3 separate regions of the Homo sapiens genome follow, and regions 1 and 2 are each linked to region 3. A link is a contact called in ENCODE Hi-C or POLR2A ChIA-PET data. All regions are on one chromosome and are shown on one strand. The core of a region is the stretch at or near the end of the contact, and the rest is flanking DNA. Distances in the headings are between cores, read along the strand shown. Region 1 holds the start of COL8A1 (collagen type VIII alpha 1 chain). Region 2 overlaps LOC105374007 (a long non-coding RNA gene). Region 3 has its middle 320 kb from the start of LINC00973.

Region 1 (4,912 bases), core at 36-2,535, 410 kb after region 3:
TGAATCATACCTACCTCATAAGGTTGCGGTGAACACTGAATGAAGTACATATATACATATTCAGTACAAGTTCGTTCCTTTATTATTTCCAGCCTACCCATCCCTCCCCCCTCCCATTCCCGCCTTTTCCCCCTCCCGGTACTGTATCTCCCACCCCAAGTCTCAGGTTCTCTTTTAAAATGCTTTAATTCCTTTGGTGGCAAAAATCAGGCTTGGGCTAGGAAGTGAGTCACCACTCAGCAGCGAAAGGAGCTTGTTTTTCTTTCTCTGAATGCATTTCTTAGTAATTTCAGACTGATCCTTTAGCCACTTGTTGGTTGAATCCTCTCTTAATGTTTAAGACACACTGAGAAAGAACTGTGGCACCAAGACGTTTTCCGATTGTTAGGAATGAGAGTGTTTTAAATACCGAAAATAACCAGAGGGCAGAGAGCTCTGAAATCCTACGTTACATAAGCAGATGCTGGAAGACCCAGGCTGGTTCTGAGGTTCCTGTCTCCACAAGCAAGTCCACGCGAATCCTCCCCGTTGCTGGATTTACTTTAATGCTGCCGAAGTCTCAAAAGGGGCCTCTGGATGCTCAGAGGACAGGCAGCGCAGGAACTTCCTTGTCAAATAAGCCTTGCCTGGAGGGAGAGGGATGGGGCGATTTTCACCCGCGGGCGGTGGGACGGGGCTGAGGGCTGGGGGCTGCCTGGCTCCAGGCCATGTCAGTGCCTCCAGCTCCAGGTCCGGGTCCACCCTGAACTTTGGCTCTGCTGCCCGGACGCCCAGCTTCACCTCCCTTGCCTCGCTTAGAAACCCTTCAGTTCTCCCGGACCGCTATGTAGCTTTTCAAATTCCCAAATTCACAGAAAACACCTTCAAAAGTCACAATCACCCACAACTCCCTCTGCCAAAAAATGTCATGCAAAAACGGAAAATACTCCGATTCCCCTTTCCTCCCAGACACTCTCTCTCTCTCTGTCTCTGCTATTCATTTTCTCCCCCACCTTTCCCCATCTGTGGTCAAGATCCCTTTCACTATTTCTAGTTCCCTCTCTTTTTTCCCTTCTCCCTCTCTCTCCCTTTTCCACTCCTTCCTCCGTTGTGACCGCGCTCCCCCTCCCCCCGCCCCGTCGTCTCTCCTCCGCCTTGCGGGCTCCAGTCTCTGCCCGCCCCTCCCCAGAGAAGAGTGTCCAGCTCCTCCAGAGGCTGCCCGCCCGCCGCTCCTTCCCTGCCCACCTACTATGAGGAGCAGCTCCTCCCACCTGCCCATAAAAGCCAAGTGCATGTTACCAGCAGCGGATCACAGCCCTTCCCCGATCCTCTCCGTGGGAGCCAGCGAGCCTCTCTCCCTGATCTTACGTGCTCAAGGTAAGACAGCACTTCTGCAGGCAGCTCACCTACCAGGGGTTGCTATGGGGGAATAAGTCACCCTCTGGCCAACGCGTTTGCTGTTTGGTTAGAGCTGATTCTTACGGATGCGCGATCCGCTGCTCCTTTAACTAGCAACTGGTTTGAAAACAAACTTCTGTTTGAATGGTAAAATAAAAGCTCCTTCAGGGAAGAAACAGCAGCATAAATATTGCGAAACCTTTCTCTTTTTAAATCACTTTTTCTCCTGTTGCTGACTGTTGCTTAGGTTAAAATGTATCTGTTTGGGGTGTTGTACTGACGTTTTTCACTGTACATATTTCACACATCAGTGGGGGCAAGGAAAACGTTGTCCCATTGTCAAAAATGTACTTTAAAAGAACACAGTTAACTTCCTAAAAATAGCACAGTCAAAAGGTCTGCTAACAATTTTGTGATGTTTTCCAAACCCCCAAGACAGCTTCTGTGAGTCCTTTAAAAAAATATCTTTCCAGGTTTTAGCGCTTGGAAAAAAATGATGTGAACGGGTGCCCTTTGCACGGGGACAGTAAGTAATCAGGTGGCTGGTAGATAGGAAGGAACAAATCCAAATTCACAAGCCAGGGTAGAATGTGCTCTCTCACCAGGCTATCTTTTCACGACATCCTAAAATGAGAATTACGATGGAACTAAGAAAGTGTATAAAAGAACTTCATGAATTTCTGTACACACACCTAAACATAAAGTGTTTCAATATGTTTCACAGTAAGAGAATAATACAGGCCAGATTATACAATACTTCTGTGCACACCAGATGGTTGTAAAGAAAGATCAGCGAGAAAGGCTTTGGAAGTTTTAATCCTTCTTTCCACCTTTTTTCCCCCGCATTTAGTAAATCACAACCTACCTGACTGGCATCCAATTATCAGAGATATTCAGTGTTTAAGCTACCCTCTTTAAAAGAAAATGATCTCTTCTTATTCCTAAGGTAGAATAAATGTGCACCTGTGAAAGGAAAAACATACTCCACAGCCACTTCTGTAAAACCAGACACTTGGTCCATGAAGTTTGCCATCAAATTCTGTGGGTTGTGTGGGATGAAACTCTCTCAAGTGGGAGAAAAACCCTCTTCAAATGTTTCCTCTGGGGAATTGCTCAAGACCACTTAGAGAAGGCAAACCAAAAGTACCAGTCAGGAAACCAAACCACTCTTTTAGCCCTTAAGGTTCTTAAAGTAAGAAGAGAAATGTTTCACTTTTTTATTTTTTTGTTTGTTTATATTATCTCATGTGGAAAGAAAAAACTCACCGAAGCTGTATGAAATTCTCCCCTATTAAAGAAACAAGACTCATTAGAAATTTAACTTAGGTCTTCCAAACCATTTCTCCTTAGCTTTTGCATATCAAAAGTAATAAAAATATTTAAAAGTTCTGCTTGAGATGGAGAGGATTCAATGCTGTTACTCAAATGCAAGAGTTATATATAAAGCTTCTGTCACGTTAAATTTTTCTTCATTGGAAAAAAATATTGCAAGAAGTGCAGTTTCCTTTAAGCAAATTATATAAAATTACTATTGGCCAAGATAGTATGTGACCTGAGCATATTAACATACCTTTTATCTCATGCCACAATGCAGACTGCTTGCTTTATATCTGATGCACATAGGTAATCAACCATGACAAGAGTACAGGTATGGGACAAGGCCAGACCAAGTATGTGGCACATTCAAGTTAATTCTTCTTTTATGGTAGTGCCTGACTCACACCCATTATCACAAGGATGAAAATACGCTGCTTCATTCACCAGATCCCCTTGAGGGAAGTTATCTTTTCTTGGGGTGGAGGGGGAAATGCTCCCAGTTTAAATGAGCTTCCAGTTATTCCTAAGTTTGGGGATAAAAGTATTCTCCAAGGGTTTACTTCTGCTTTCTCTGGCAATTAATCCACCGGACCAGCTATGGACCGTTAAACAGTAACTGCCTTCCCTATGTCCCATCAAGTTCAAGCCCCTAAATAACTGAGTGAGATCATCTTAGATTGCTCATGATCTAAGTTTCCCAGGAGCAAAGCTATCCTTTCTCCATAGGGTACATACCAAGCAAGATGACACTGCTCTTCTTAAGCTTTTAGAAAAATCAGTGTCGAAGTTTCATGTAGTCGCCCCCAAATCTCCCCTTCTGCATGGGATGTGGATACTTCACGTGAGTCTCCTCTTTTTGCCATTATATAGCTGCCTCTTGATCAAGTCCATGACTATACCCAACCAATGCCATTGAGGCAGACTTGGGAGGACTTCTTAATGTTTCTCAGAAAAGATAAGATGAGAAGCTGCCGCTTTCACTAGAGACACAAGAAGGGAGCTCTACTGATTTTGAGGGCTTGCTGATCCTACAGAAATGTGCATTTTAGATGTTCTACTACTGTCAAAATTATAAAATGATATCCTTTTCATGATCAGAAAACATATGCCACTTTATTCCTATTTATGAAATAAAAATCAAGGAGAAGAGGATTGGGGTGAAAAGGGACTTGAAAGAGAAGCTGGAGGAATCACAGAAGTGCCCTAGGAGAAAAGCAAGATTAGGAGCTCTGTTACGAAACGCAACTTCTCCCAACCCTCATTTATGTGAACATGAGGGGATGGGGAAGAGCAAAAATCCATGTCTGCTCTTGTCTTTTTATTTGTTTGTTGTTTTTTAATCAATGAGAGTATAAGATCCATCTCTACTATGCCCTTCTTCTTAGCCCTCCTTCTTTAGCAGAAAAGAACAGCTTGGTTCTAATGATGAAAATGATTTCAGGTTTGCCCCATATTTAAAAACCCACAGTAATTTGCTAGTCATAATTCTAAAAGCTATACTATGAGTTAAAATAAAAAACTCCTTAAAACATGTTTTTAACTAACAGATGGGTCACGTCAACAAAACCAACCCTAAGTCTCCTGAAAAGTGTAATGTTGAGTGCTTATTTGTAAGTTAAAAGTTAGAAACAGCAATTTACTCCTTATCCATGGTTACTCACTTTGGTATGGAAACTTGCAGACAGATTGAGACACACCGTATTTCCTAAAACCTCTGGTCCTCCAAGTAACCCTCTGGGAGCTAGGTGTTTCTGCCTTGACCTCCTTCTCTTCAACCAGACCCCTATAAACATACATGTACATAAGTTAAAGAAGGTACAGATCTTGAAACTTGAGTGTATTCTTGTGAAAGGTGCACTGGTCTAACTATTGAGTGAAAAGAAAACCAAAAGGAGAGGAGAGGAGAATTAAGGGGAGAATGAATGCCCTTTGGAATTTAGAGAATCTTTCTTTTTAGCATTGTGTGAAAAGGATATCTCAATCCCTAAAGCATCTGGGAATACACATTTATTTAAAGAACCTGTTCAAAAGTTGTCACAAAATGCTAAGAATATAATGAAGAAGATCTTCCAGTGACCTGGCAGATATTAACAGCAGGTTACACCCCACACTACTAAATTATAGCTCTATTAAACTTCCCCTTTCTAGAGAGATAAGGAGTGAGAAGTATGAGCATTAACCACATTTCAACACAAACAGAGAAAAGCTGCTAATGAGA
Region 2 (4,228 bases), core at 545-3,044, 270 kb after region 3:
TGTTAAACTGTTCCAATACTGCTTCCCAGAGGGAATCCACGTCATTTATAGCTCTGGAATTCAACTGTTTGAACTCATGCCCTATGAGTTCACATGTGGCAGATGTAAGAAAAGAGGGACACAGAGTAAACAAAGACATTCATAGACAGGATACTGTCTCCACATTGCACAACTCCTAGGGACACTGGTTACCACCTGCATCCGCCATCTAGGGTTTTGCATTGCTGGGATATTCAACAAGGCCCTGATTAAGCAAGTTTAGATGATTCCTGCCATCTCAATTCCTGATGATGTGCCTAACCAATATGTTGTAAACTTAGTTGGGTGGATTAGCTTTAGAAAAAGCTAATTGAGATGTCAAGGCCTAAAGACCACATTTTCCTTTTTTTCTTTTTTTTTAAGCCTTTCTTTTCTATTGCAAGTTACTAAGGAATTTGCTGGCTGTCCAAGTAATTCTTAATATTTTTTAAATCCAAGGTTTTCCCTAACTTAGTGTGCTGCCTGTCTCCAATAACAAAGGCCTTCAGACCACACTAAACACAAATGTCACCTTAAAAGCTTGTACCATTTATGATGGCAGTGAGGGGAGTAGGTTAAGGGTGAAAAGGTTTTCACCTCACACACACATCATACAGGAAACTTATTTATGTGTTAAGCACTACCCATGACTTTGGCCTAGATTTAAGGCCTGAAAATTAGCATAAAATTTGTGTTCTATTAAAGTACTTTTCAGACAGATTTGACTTTGTCAAAGAACTCAAAACATTTTAACATGAAGATTTATTCCCACATTCTTGGGATAGATCTCCATTATAGAAATTATCAAATTATTATTATCTGTTTATATAAATTTATGAATGCTTCCTCTTGAAGGTAATCTCTTTGAGGACAGAAGCCATGACCTAGGTGTCTCTCTTTCCCCAGGTCTGGAATATGACAGCTACTCACTGTCAAGGAATTAATGAGTCTATAGTACTATGCAGCACTGAGCATGTTCTCCTATCTCCTCAAAGAAGAGAGAGAACCCTTACATTTACTTATCAGAGAACTGAGAAAATGAAACCACATTCTTCATGTGTGAAGAATCAAGTGACATTGTACCCTAGGGACTCAATAAGGCTACTCCATCTTGCAAAAAAAAAGATATCTTACTAGAAATATTAAAATAAAATGTCAAGATGTGTATTAAACTCGGTTGGACCAGAAATGTATATTTTTTATTCAAGCATGAAAAGGATATGTATCCATCCAATGTGGTTTTCAGAGCCTATGTCCCCATGTAGGGGAAAAAATTCTCCCTCACCACTCGCCTCGAGACCCACCCTTAGAGCTTTATTTTTTTTAGCACAGTGTTTAGGGTGGAATGGAAATCCCTGTGGGATAGGAAACACTTTAACCTTTAACTGTAGTTATCAATCACTTATAATGTAATATGAATAAAAGCTCTCAGAGCAGAATTTTTATCAAAAGCACTGAGGATGTGAAAGTGTAGTTACACTTATATCAAGGATTATATAGTAAAATGAAAAAAGAGCAGAGTTTTTCTGAAGTCACATTTCACCTCTTCACTGACTTACTTTGGGCTGGCCTTGATTGGAACCAGGAGGCCATTCGTCTGTGGGCATCAGGACCAACCCTCCCCTCCAAAGCAGAAACTCAAAATACACTGCAGTCTTCAACCATTCTTTCTGTGGGCCCAATGCACAGCTGCTGTTGCTTCCTCCTCAGTCTGGGGAATCACCCAAAGATCATTAGATTCAGAATGACTTGGCAAACCAAAATCTTAAGAGAGTGCAGTCGCGTGGCCCAGTCACTATTCCACAAGTCCTCGGTTGTGAGTCACAGTCAGAGTACTTCACAGACCTTAGCAAGTGATGTAATAATCTGGAGCCCGAGAATTGTGAAATCGAGGATTTGCCACCAATTAACCGTGTAACTGTAAGGCTTTGGTTTCCTTAAATGTTAAATATATATATATATATGAGGGGAGGGGAGATACTGCATAATCAAATAAAAGTAGGAAATGCTTCATTAAAAGAAACTTAATACTTTTTTTTTTTTATTTTGGGAATCCCCAAAGCCTATAATATGTTAATATGAACTGCAAATCTCCAGGAGGGGAAACAGTGTCCCAGGTTTCCCAACCTCATTTCATTTTGGAACCCTATTTTCTTTTTTCTTTTTTTTTTTTTTTTTTTTTTGAGATGAAGTCTCACTCTTTCACCCAGGCTGGAGTGCAGTGGCGGGATCTTGGCTCACTGCAACCTCAGCCTCCCAGGTTCCAGTGATTCTCCTGCCTCAGCCTCCCAAGTAGCTGGGACTACAGGCACGTGCCACCATGCCCAGCTAATTTTTGTATTTTTAATAGAGACAGGGTTTCACCATGTTTACCAGGCTGATCTTAAACTCCTGACCTTGTGATCCACCCACCTCGGCCTCCCAAAGTGCTAGGATTACAGGCATGAGCCACCGCACCCAGCTGGAACTCTATTTTCAAATATCATTTTCTAGAACTCGTATTCTACTGGTTACAATTTGGAAAATGCTAGACTAAGTGATCCCCAAAGGCCTCCAAGCATTAATATTCTAAAATTTTACTCTCTGATTCTTTTCTTCCCCCTTTAATCCTAATAAGGAGCTCCACATGAGATTCTGCATATCCAAACTCTTTGCAAACTTAAAAATACCAAAAAACTGTTAGCTATTATAACATGGGGGCAGGACCAGGGAGATGAAGCGTATCCTGTCAACACCCTGAGAACATGGGTAACAGTCTCCACTAGAAAATCTCTGACCTGCAATTATGTCTTTTTGTAATGTGCTTAATTACATACTTAGAAAATAAATTCTAGAATTCCAGCACAATTTTTGTTTAAGGAAATAAGAAAATCCTTTGTTTTGCATAAACGGTGTTACAACTAATTAAGGGAGAAATTAGCTGCCAGGTTACATGAAAAGATAAGACCTGATTCCATGACATCTTCTTTGCATTCATGAGAAGCGAGCTGATGGTCTGCTGCCTGTGTGGTGTTTAGCTCAGCCTCCACTGACTGGGACTCATTAGCCAAGGGTTACAAAAAATGTAACCAATGCTTTTTCCAGATATTCCACCGCAAACCAAGTAAGACGGTGTCTGTCCCTTGCCTTGAAGGCCTGGGTCTGAGCCACTCACGATGCTCCCTCCAGCTCAGCCTGCGGCATGGGATTTTCATTAGATGGCGTTCCTTGTATTCAAGCAAGTCCTGCTGGGGTATAAATACCGCTCCTTTGTTTTTGGAGAAGTGAAGAAGGAGGTAAGCATGTTAATAAACAGCTATTCATTAACTTTTTAAATAATTTTAATGTTCAATAAACTTCTTGTTCTAGTCTTGTTTTTCCTAAGAATAAATCAACATATATTCCAAGTGGCTTTGGGAAGTGGCTAAATATTGCCCATGCTTTTTCCCTTAGTGAAAGTTCCTCCCATTTTGTGATTTGAGAGGCTTATTCACAAGTAGCATTCACCAGAAGAGCCACAGAACTGCTGATGCTTGCAAGGCTCAGGATAATGGGATATGAAATACAGACATTAGAGGCCCAAGTGAACACAAAAAGCCACACGCAGCCCAAGCCCAAGGTCTAAATTTCACTGTTCTGGAACTGCTATGGGCAGTCCCAAGGCCAGGGTGGGCAAAGGAGGCTCCTTCAATGTGGGATACCCTCCCCAGCTCTCCCCATTTTCCTCTTGGAGATACTCTGTTAGTTTAGAGAGCAATAGCAGATTCTCTGTCTCTGGATGGCTGCTGTTAAAATCTACAAGAGTTTCTTACCTTACATTTACTTATCAGATTAAACTGTCCTTTCAGAAGAACTAAGAAAATGAGACCACGTCTAAGGAGCATTATTATGGGGCATGAGATTGGATCCTGATAGGACCTGGGTGGCAGAGAGTGGCAAGGACTAGACACAAGGGCAGCCCACAGGATATTCACATTTCATGGGGCCTTGCCAACCAGAGCAGGAGTGAAGAAGTTAGAAGAGTATGTCAAAGAGAAATTCCAAAAGGGAACTCTGAACAGGAAGGTGGCCAGCTTCACAGGGAAATAAGTGCTTCCCCAGCAAGCCCTGCCCAGCCCCCAAATCAAGCTCTAATGAGAGTTCTTCCAGTCCAAACAGTATCCACACTCTCAAGCAAGGAAACAAAAAGGGAAAACAGCAAACCTAAGTCACTTTAACAATATAGCTCTTC
Region 3 (4,406 bases), core at 667-3,166:
TTTTTCTAATGATCACTGATAGGGAGGTTTTTTTCATATGAGTATTGGCTGCACGTATGTTTTCTCTTGAGAAGTGTCTGTTCATGTCCTTTGCCCACCTTTTAATGGGGTTGTTTGTTTTTCACTTATAAATTTGTCGAAGTTCTTTATAGATTCTGGATATTAGACCTTTGTTGGATGCATAGTTTGCAAATGTTTTTTTCCCATTCTAAAGGTCATTTGTTTACTGTGTTGATAGTTTCTTTTGCTGTGTAGAAGTTCTTTAGTTTAATTAGGTCTTATTTGTCAATTTTTGTTTTTGTTGCAATTGCTTTTGGCATCTCTGTTATGAAATATTTGCCAGGTTCCATGTGTGGGATGATATTACCTGGGTTACCTTCCAGGGTTTTTATAGTTTTAATTTACATTTAAGTTTTTAATCCATCTTGAGTTGATTTTTGTACGTGGTGTAAAAAGGGGTGAAATTTCAATCTTTTGCATATGGCTAGCCAGTTATCCCAGCACCACGGAAGTCCTGGTGAAAGCAATCAGTCAGGAGAAAGAAATAAAAGGCATACAAATAGGAAGAGAGAAAGTCAAACTATCCCTGTTTGCAGACAATGTTATTCTGTATCTAGAAAACGGCATAGTCTTAGCCCAAGAGCTCTTTGATCCAAAATACAACTTCAGCAAAGTTGCGGGATACAAAATCAATATACAAAAGTCACTAGCATTCCTATACAACAAAAACATCCAAGCCAAGAGCCAAATCAAGAATGCAATCCTACTCACAAATGCCACAAAAAGAATAAAATATCTAGGAATACAGCTAACCAGGGACATAAAAGATTCCTACAGGGAGCATTACAAAACACTGCTCAAAGAAATCACGGATGACAGAAACAAATGGAAAAATATTCCATGCTCATGGATAGGAAGAATATTGTTAAAATGGCCATCCTGCCCAAAGGAACTATTCTATGAGACCACAGTAAACGAAATAGCATGGTACTGTTACAAAAACAGACATATAAACCAATGGAACAGAATAGAGATCCCAAAAATAATGATGTACACTTAACAATGATCCGTTCTTTGACAAAGCTGACAAAAACAAGCAATGAGGAAATTACTCCCTATTCAAATTCCATTTTTTTTTTCACAGATGATGTGATGGTGAGACCAGTCTCCTCTTCAAACTACTACATATATCAACAGTTGACATTACCCTGGGCATGTTGATTTTATATACATTGACTTAACCTACCTACCAGGCATTCCATTCCATGGGAGACATACTAAGTGTCTAGTATGTCCCACGTTGTGATAGGCAATGTGAGAGTTACAGACAACCAAAAGGTGAGTGCCTTCCCTTCAAAGAGGTTGCCATCTAGTTAGAAGTATTGATATCTTAATTTAAAAATGAGGCTTTCATTTGTCATATATGTACTTAACAGGCCATGGTATGATCAAGCAAACAAACACTTATGTTGCCATTAGCAAAAAAGGCCCCTGTTATCTTTTGTTAACCAAAAAATTGCAGTGAATTTTCCATATGTGCTTCTTTCAATTTCTCTTGGTATGAAGTTCCAGTACACATACAAAACCTCTTTGAAGAAAAAAAAAAGAAATAAAACTTATGTAGAAATTTATTTAATTCTAAGTGATGGGAGACAAAAAACTGTTTCACCTAACTCAAACCACATAAAGGACTTTCAAAAACATTTGAGCATTCCTGGGCTCTGTTCCCTCCATATATCCTACTAGCCAGACAAGGAAGTACCTCTTTCCCTGTGTGAAATCTCTTCTGTTAGACAATTAGTTCCACGTCTTGGGATCTCATTTCCTAAGGTCCTGCCAGTGACCTTCTCTTTAAAACCATTAATTCTTGTGAGATTCTGGCCAGGTGAAGTTTGGACTGGCTCCTGTACAAGGGTGATGTGGGGCAGTCCTGTGAAGCCTAAAGCAGTATTACACATCACCTTGGAGTTGGAACATTTTTGGCTCAGGAAAGTAAAATGACTGGATGAAGTCTTGCTGTGTAAGTCATAACTCTATAATCAGAGTTGTGTATTTTTTTTAATTTATAAAAAGGATTTGGCTTTGGAGTGGCAAGCAGCAGTGGTAAGCCCTTCCAGGGAGCTCTCGTGACCCTCACCAGAGTTATTTATGTTAGATGAAATGGTACTTTGAGCTGTGCCCAATGACTGGTTCCCCACTTATACACCCAAGCCCCACCTAAAATTGAATCAAACCATACACACCTACATCTCTGCCCTCTTTTCCTGAACAGCTGGAGTTTTATAAGGTCACCTTGGAACTCCTCTGCCCTTTCCCTTAGAACAGATCAACACTGCTGACTAAGGCTGGTACTTTCTTCCAGAGAAAAGGTCAAGAAATTGAGGATCATTTTCTTTTTGACTAATGGCTAAGGGTATCTGTCTTTCTTTACTAAAGACATAGTACCTTCCAACATGTCCATCCAACAGAGGAAGAGCACACATTCTAAAAGATGCACATTGTCCATGCACCAAGCTGTAGCCTTCTGCTCTTTGTTGGTGGAATGGGAAATTAACAGAAGAGAAACAGGGATCAAGATAGGAAGCAATGACGATAAATTCAAAGGAGTAAGCATTAGCTTTAAGAAGAATCACACATCTCTTTTTATTATATATTTACTGGAAGAATGCATTTCATGACTACTTTGAGTATACATGGCAAAACAACAATTTCACATTTGTACATGCTATGTTCCATTTGCTTGATCAGTCAGTAATGTTCACCGAGTGTAATCCAGGCTCCTGAAAAGCAATAGAGAACTGAGTCAGTTCCTGTTCCCCCTAAAATTTAGATTCTTTCTGTAATAGAAGGCTTCCAAATTAATATTAGTCAATTCTGGCATCATCGTGGAAATGATCTTGTCTCCTGAGTAGTCTCTGAATAGTAGTATAGAGTCAGAGTAGTATAGAGTAGTATAGAGGCCACCCTGGAGGAGACTTATGCCTGCAGAGAGTACCAGGATGGCTGTGATCTCAATGGTCTCAACACCATGCTATTCTCCTCACCACCTCTGTTTCAGATCTTAGCCCAGGGAGGGATTCTGGGGACACCCACTTAAATGGCTTGCTGAAAATCTTGTGACACTTTATTTCCAGAGGAGAAGCACTTGCTATTCTGAGACTTAGGGAGAAACAATTGCTACCACTGCTGCTTCTACCATTGCTAAAACCATTTAATCTGTGTCAATTTTAAATGAATGTGATTAATCTTCACGACACGTGGTTGGTATTCTCATCTGTTTTAATATATTAGAAAAGTGAGGCTCTAAGAAAATAACCAACTTGCCAAAAGTATTAACTAGCTAATAAAATGTAGAATCAAAATTTGAACTCTGTTCATTTCATGCTGAAAATGGATGGGTGTTAGTATCTTTCTTACTTTAAAGTCATATGTTATTTGATGTATAAATTATTAACCACCAGCAGCGTTTGATTAATTATAAACTTAGGATTTTAAAATTCCTGTTTGTTTAAAACTTGAAATTTCTAAAATAAACATACATCTTATATAATCCATTAAGTTTAATTTATCAAATACTTTTCCACTTCCAAATACTTTTCTTTGCCATATTTCTTATTTTAATCTTTTTACTTTTATTTTACGTTTAAGGGTACATGTGCAGATTTGTTGCACAGGTAAACATGTCATGGAGGTTTGTTGCACATATTATTTTATCACACAGATATGAAGCCCAGTACCCAATAGTTATCTTTTCTGCCCTTCTCCCTCCTCCCACCCTCTACCCTCAAGTAGACCTCAGTGTCTGCTGTTTCCTTCTTTGTGTTCATAAGTTTTTATCATTTTCCTCCCACTTATAAGTAAGAACATGCAGTATTTTTTTTGTGTGTTTCTGTGTTGATTTTCTAAGGATAAGAGCCTCCAACTCCATCCATGTTCCAGCAAAAGACATGATCTCATTCTTTTTTTATGGCTGCATAGTATTCCATGGTGTATATGTACCACATTTTCTTTATCTGATATGTCATTGTTGGGCATTTAGGTTGATTCCGTGTCTTTGCTACTTTGAATAGTGCTGCAATGAACATTTGCGTGCATGTGTCTTTATGGTAGAATAATTTATATTTCTCTGGGTATGTACCGTAATGAGATTGCTGAGTTGAATAATTCTGCTTTTAGCTCTTTGAGGAATTGCCATACTGCTCTCAACGATGGTTGAACTAGTTCACACTCCCACCAACAGTATATAAGGATTCCCTTTTCTCCACAACCCACCAGCATCTGTTATTTTCTGACTTTTTAATAATAGCCATTCTGACTTGTGTGAGATAGTATCTCATTGTGGTTTTGATTTGCATTTCTCTAATGATCACTGATATTGAGCTTTTTTTCATATGCTTGTTGGCCAC

Evidence for each region. Hi-C counts contacts between places; a loop is a spot of excess contacts on that map. ChIA-PET counts read pairs that join two places held with the same protein, here RNA polymerase II (POLR2A). Pooled maps may share reads with other maps.
Region 1: a map of ascending aorta shows a loop between it and region 3 (2.1-fold over the local background). The contact joins the promoter of COL8A1 here to the enhancer-like site in region 3. A Hi-C loop is called at or near these places in 2 of 168 maps with a recorded cell type or tissue (aorta and ascending aorta) and 3 of 50 pooled maps. POLR2A ChIA-PET finds 5 or more read pairs at or near these places in 2 of 52 experiments (A673 and AG04449).
Region 2: a map of aorta shows a loop between it and region 3 (2.0-fold over the local background). The contact joins two enhancer-like sites. A Hi-C loop is called at or near these places in 2 of 168 maps with a recorded cell type or tissue (aorta and chondrocyte) and 3 of 50 pooled maps. POLR2A ChIA-PET finds 5 or more read pairs at or near these places in 2 of 52 experiments (activated CD4-positive, alpha-beta T cell and activated T-cell).

What each region holds. Positions count from the first base shown.
Region 1 is chr3:99,637,309-99,642,220 of GRCh38, forward strand. It overlaps COL8A1 (collagen type VIII alpha 1 chain), which reads left to right and starts at 1,286. Exons shown (of 4, transcript NM_020351.4): 1 at 1,286-1,356. LOC124909401 (a long non-coding RNA gene) reads right to left here and starts at 1,372. Exons shown (of 2, transcript XR_007095981.1): 1 at 1,279-1,372; 2 at 60-626.
Region 2 is chr3:99,504,322-99,508,549 of GRCh38, forward strand. All of the region lies in intron 1 of LOC105374007 (a long non-coding RNA gene), which reads right to left. LOC105374005 (a long non-coding RNA gene) reads right to left here. Exons shown (of 5, transcript XR_007095985.1): 4 at 1,578-3,265. Among named protein-coding and RNA genes, the nearest start is that of COL8A1, 130 kb to the right of the region's middle. Within about 2 kb of position 1,795, at least 7 of the 41 ENCODE cell types and tissues checked have a DNase peak (open chromatin) inside an H3K27ac peak, as active enhancers do.
Region 3 is chr3:99,230,860-99,235,265 of GRCh38, forward strand. No RefSeq gene overlaps it. Among named protein-coding and RNA genes, the nearest start is that of LINC00973, 320 kb to the left of the region's middle. Within about 2 kb of position 1,917, at least 2 of the 41 ENCODE cell types and tissues checked have a DNase peak (open chromatin) inside an H3K27ac peak, as active enhancers do; they include ascending aorta, where a contact is called at or near this core.